2 separate regions of the Homo sapiens genome follow, and region 1 is linked to region 2. Evidence: read pairs that join two places in POLR2A ChIA-PET (ENCODE). Cell type or tissue: IMR-90. All regions are shown on one strand. Links, peaks and the distances in the headings refer to the core of each region. The heading gives the core; the rest is flanking DNA.

What was found. ChIA-PET counts read pairs that join two places held together with the same protein. Peaks named below come from ENCODE experiments on the same cell type or tissue, not always from the same donor. Only the 100,000 strongest peaks of a DNase experiment are listed, where the experiment ranks them.
Region 1: POLR2A ChIA-PET joins it to region 2 with 5 read pairs; 2 of 35 experiments call an interaction of 5 or more read pairs at or near these places.

Annotation. Positions count from the first base shown.
Region 1 is chr1:96,971,301-96,974,226 of GRCh38, forward strand. No RefSeq gene overlaps it. Among named protein-coding and RNA genes, the nearest start is that of DPYD-AS1, 120 kb to the right of the region's middle. In IMR-90, for the core only: no CTCF peak of the experiment used is centred there; no DNase peak of the experiment used is centred there.
Region 2 is chr1:96,387,616-96,390,541 of GRCh38, forward strand. No RefSeq gene overlaps it. Among named protein-coding and RNA genes, the nearest start is that of LINC01787, 15 kb to the left of the region's middle. In IMR-90, for the core only: no CTCF peak of the experiment used is centred there; a DNase peak (open chromatin) is centred at 1,546.

The DNA.
Region 1 (2,926 bases), core at 336-2,835, 580 kb after region 2:
CACTTGTAAGCAACCTCCTACTCGTGAGACCTCGAAAGTGGGAAAGGAGACAGCAGTAAGGACGATACAGAAATAGGCACAGAGAAACCAGCAGGTACCAAGGATGTCATCAAGCAATTTCCACAGAAAGCAAGCATGGATTAAAAGAGAGAAGCCAACAAATTTGTGGTCATTTGAAGCCTAAAGACACATTTTAAAACATTTCTTAATTTCTTTAAGTTTCTATCTTTTTTCCTCCTATGGAAGAAATCTACCCAATATAACATAAACCACTAATACTGTTCTCTAGGCAGAACATAGTTCCGTGAGCCAATGCAGGCTGGTTTCAGGGAAACTAACAACATTATTGATTTTAGTCAGGCTTATTAGAATCAGTGTTACATGCCCTTTTCCTCTACCAGATTGTATTTGGACTTCATTATGAAATCTCATTACATTAAGAGGAGGCTGCGATGAGTTCTGTAAATAAAAAATTTCCAAAGATGGATTTGTTAAAATTAGTATATCTGTGAAATCTGCTTTGGGTATCAATCTGTCAAGAAAGGGAATCATATATTTTCTGATTAGACCTTGCTTTTTAAAAAATATTGGGAATATTCACCAATTCTAGCAGCATACAGGAAAGCTTCCCTTGTTTTCCTGTTAGGAACTCCTGTGCAACATATTGTCACAGAACCTGGGTGAGACATCGCATCACATAATGATTACAGACAGCTTGAAGGGATGAACATGGCTTTTTCCTCTCCATGCAGCTCAGTAACACAATAGGCTCGTGAATCCCAAACTGAGAGCTATGAAAATGGAGTCAAGTCTGTAGCTGGCAATGCCTGGGATTTTTAGTGCAGGAATACGGAGGACTAAAAGAGATTCGAAACACCCAACCCTTCCATTTCTGCTTCAATATGTGGCGTATCATTTGGATTAGGCAACTTAAGTGAATTGATAAAATTGATGAAAATGAACTGATAGAGGAAATTACTTTTCCAAAACAAACAATTGCAATATGTACTTTTCTCTTAGACACTCACTCCTGTGTCTGTTTATTCAGTATCTGCACGCACAACCTTGTAAATACTGAAGAAAATGATGAAAACTGTTTAGTCAGACAGCTTAGTGCTTTCTCGTCCAAAATTATAACCACAAACTCAACACCAAACCAAGTAGTGTGGTTTCACTGAGAACTGAGAGAGCAGTTGTGGGATTTTCATTTAAGAGGCAGGGAATGATAAGGCATTAGAGTGAACAAGTGCTGTCGCAAACCTCTTCCCTGCATCTCTCTATCTGCTGCCCTGGTAGAACCCTGTATCCCCTTGATCCCAGAATGCTTCCCTCCCTCCCTCCCACCCAGGTGACATTTAAGACCTCTCTTGTTAGCCCAGTGCTGTGGCTTATGCCTGTAATCCCAGCACTTTGGGAGGCCGAGGCAGGTAGATCACCTCAGGTCAAGAGTTCGAGACCAGCCTGACCAACATGGCGAAACCCTGTCTCTATTAAAAATACAAAAAATTGGCTGGGTGTGGTGGTTCACACCTGTAATCCCAGAACTTTGGGAGGCTGAGACGGGTGGATTACCTGAGGTCAGGAGTTCAAGACCAGCCTGACTTACAAGGTGAAACCCCATCTCTACTTAAAAAAAAAAATAGCAAGAATTAACTGGGTATGGCAGTGGACGCCTGTAATCCCAGCTGCTCAGGAGGCTGAGGCAGGAGAATTGCTTTAACCCAGGAGGCAGAGGTTGCAGTGAGCCAAGATCGTGCCACTGCACTCCAGTGGGGGCAACAAAAGCAAAGCTCCATCTCAAAAAAAAAAAAAAAAAAAAAAGATCCAGGTGTGGTGGCAGGCGCCTGTAATCTCAGCTACTTGGGATGCTGAGGCAGGAGAATTGCTTGAACCCTGCAGAAGTTGCAGTAAGCTAATCACACCACTGCACTCCAGCCTGGGCAACAGAGTGAGGCTCTGTCTCAAACAAAAACAAAAACAAAACCAAACACAAACAAACAAAAAAACCTCTCTTGTTCAGGGCATTGTTACAATTTATTGGATTCATTCTGATAAGGGAGAAAGACCTAAGCATGGAGATACAGAGTAGAATATTACAGTGTGGGAGAGTCACACAGACAGGTTGGGAGAACTCTCAGGACTCAGATCTCCTGGTGCAGGGTAGGAGTTGCAGTGACAGGTTGATTTCTCCCATCTCTTCCGACATGGGTTTCCCCATGTGCCACTCCCTGTAGATTAGTAGTGGGGTCACGAATATACTCAAACCACACTAGCATGCTGGGACAATGTGTGTCTTTGTGTTCTGTAATTGATCTGAGTCTCCTTTATGAGCCCCCTCTCTCCTGAATACTTCAAGTTGCCAGTTAGCAAGATATCAGTCACCTCTGCTTTAACCAGTCTCACTTCAGCCTCTGGTTCATCCATCTGGCCTCTTCCCAGGGCTGCCTCTGTGCTACTGATCCTGCACCATGGGGAATTGGCTTGGTTCCAAAGGCTGAGGATGTCCTAGGGACCTGGAGTCTCAAATAGCATGCTGGCACTTGTCCCAGCATTCCTGAGTTCCCCGATGACTGTAAGTTTTAAGTTATCATCCCCTCTTGGGATATGACTCCATGACAGGAAGGGGGCAGAGAAGGAGAGTTGTCTGCATATCTAGATGCACTTGCACTCTCTACCTTTGCTTCTTTTCTTCCTGCTATGCCTCACTGCTGGAAATATTGGGCTTTTATTTTACTCATTCGTCCTATTTGATAGGGACTTTTCCTATATCCTGCATTCTCCTTGTAGACCCCAGCATCATAACCTCATTCCCAGTGATATTTTTTGGATATTTGTCCCCTTTATATCTCACGTTGAATTATAATCCTCAGTGCTGGAGGTGAGGCCTTGTGGGAGATGTTTGGATCATGGGAGCAGGTCCCTCATG
Region 2 (2,926 bases), core at 90-2,589:
ACAACATTCAAAAGATGTGGTAAAGATAATACTAAATAAAGAGCAAAGAGTATTCAGGAGATTCATATACAAGTTAGGATGCAATTTTCAAAACAAGTTCAGGCAAGAAATGCAGAGAAGAGACACAATAGCAGTAATGGTATTCCAGACACTCCAATTTATTCACAACTTGTTCAACACCCCTTCTCAGCTGGGTTAGTGTATCAGTTATCTGTTACCACAGTAATGCCGTGTAACAGCCATGACAGAAAACACAAAATCCCCCTGGCATATGGCAATAAACTCTTCTTACTCACAAGTCTTTAGGTTGACTAAGCATTTTATTGATCGAAGCTGAGCTCATCAAGACTTAGTTATGTGTCTATTGCCAGCTGTAGGGCAATTAAACAGTCAACCCTGGATGAACTTGCTCACAAGCGTGTGCCATCTTGCTCTATTCCACATGACTGCTCACCAGCAGGCTCATCCAGCCTTATTCTCATGGCAAAGTGAGAGCAGCAAGAGGCAACAAGAAGAAAAACACAGGGCCTCTAAAGACCTGGGCTCAGAACTGGCACACTGTTGGTTCCACACATGATTTATGCCAAGGCTAGTATAGACTCAGTGTCTTTAATGGAAGGAGTAAGCAAATCGAGACCATTGCCACCATCAATCCCACCTCAGTTGGACAAAAACTATCTTGGCGGATACTTTTTCCAGTTTACTTACTTCGTTCACTGTGAGAATTAAGAAGCCAGACAGAGCAGGGATTACCTCTATTTAGGGTTTGTTTGTTCGCTTTAAATAGATCCTTATGTGTTCCTGCTTGAGATCATTCCCTGATATGGGAGCATCCTTATCAGTTGACCTAGACCTTCCTAGAGTATTGTAACCTAAGAAAAGTAAGGCCCATATTCTTCAGAAATGCAGTCTGAAAAAAGCTAATGTCTCTGATTATTTACCTAAGAGAGGACAGAATTATATGCTGGGAAGGTTAAAGTCAGTGACAGGCCACCTTCCGGTCATGATGTCAATTATATTCTTGCCAGAATGCCTGTAAAGCCTTCTCAAAGGAGATCTTGAAAAACAAGGTGAAGAAATAACACATAAGACTATATTCCCGTTTTTAGGAAGTCACAATACACCTTAGTTTTATACACTGTTGGTTGGCAGACCAATACCCATTCCCTCTTCCTTTCTTAACTAAAAGAGCCTTGATTTTGCTTTAGGACAGCAATGCATCAATTAAAAATATTGCTTATTCCAGACTCACTTACAGCTAGTGATAGCTGCATGACCTATTATTTCCTGGCAGTGAGACATAAGCACAAGTTAACTAAGTGGACAACTGAGAAAAATATATTTCTTTCCAGAAATAAAGGAACATATTTCCTGTTCTCCACTTTCCACCCTGGACTCTTTCAGGTGTTTCCTGCCTAGAAGTGCAGCAGCCACCGTATGAGCATGAGAAAGAAAGCCCCACACTATGCCAGGGAGGCTGCAGGAGAATTCAGAAAGGAGACTGCGTACTGGAGGCATCCTGGAACTGACATTCCATTCTGGATGACTGTGTCTGCATTTATTTTTCTACATAAGAAAAATAAACTCCTACTTGTTTTTATCTTTGCAATCAGATCCCTGTCACATGCAGCCAAATGCAAATCTAAATAATTTGTGAGTTCTAAGAATTTCTGCACTGAAAGAAAAACCTTCCTAGCTAGATTTAGTCATTCCACAACATATGTATATTGTACACCATAAATATACACAATTTTATCTATCAATTTAAAAATAATATTAATAAAATAATAAAGATGTGAAAGACCTAAATAAATAAGGGGTAAAAAAGCTCAGTCCTTCCCAAACTTATTTGCACACAGCACTTTTTTTAAAAGTAATTTATTTTTACCTTCTATAGTATATGAACAATGCTTCACAGAATATCTGTTTGGAAAATTCCATTTTCTTTTGTGTTATATAACTTTTACCTTGAATGGCCTGTTTCCTGGTTAAAGTACTGCATTAATGAAATCAATGTGTGAAACAGATCTTTATATGGACAAATCATCTTGTAACACCAGCTATCTCAGAATAGACATCATTTGCTTATCCATGATCCCGTTCATCAAAAAATATTTATTGGTCACCTAATAGGTTCCGAACTTTGCTAGGTCCTGGGGATAGAAAGATAACTTAATCCAGTTCTCAAATCTTTGTTAGCTTAAGGTTAGTGTGACAAGACAATTATTTATAATGTATCTAAAATTCTCTGTTACCACAATTTAAGGACATTCCAAGCATCCAGGGCACACCATCATGATTCTCCTGATTCATGAATATTAACCTAACGCTGTCAGGTTCATGGGGAAAAAAACTGGATACTCAAGAAGGATTTGAGCCAACTATCCAACATTTACATATTTTTAAAAATTATTTTTATTGAGACATAATTGATGTACATATTTTCAGGGTACATGTGATAATCTGATACATTCATATAATCAAATCAGGGTAATTAGGATATCCATCACATTAAATGTTTAGCTTTTCTTTATGCTAGGAACATTCAAATTATTCTCTTCTAGCTATTTTGAAATGTTTAATAGACTAATGTTAACTATAGTCACCCTTCTGATCTATCAAACACCAGGTCTTATTTCTTCTATCTATTAGTAACTGTATAATTGTACCCATTAATAATCTCTCTTTATTCCCTCCTTTCCCACCCTTCCTGGCCTCTGGAAATCTATCTATCTCCATGAGCTCCACCTTTTTAGCTCACACATATGAGTGAGAACATGCTATATTTGTCTTTCTGTGCTTGGTGTATTTCACTTAACATAATGCCCTCCACTTCCATTCATGTTGCTGCAAATAACAGGATTTTATTCTTTTTATGGCTAGATAATATTGTTTATATACCACATTTTACTTATTCATTTATCCA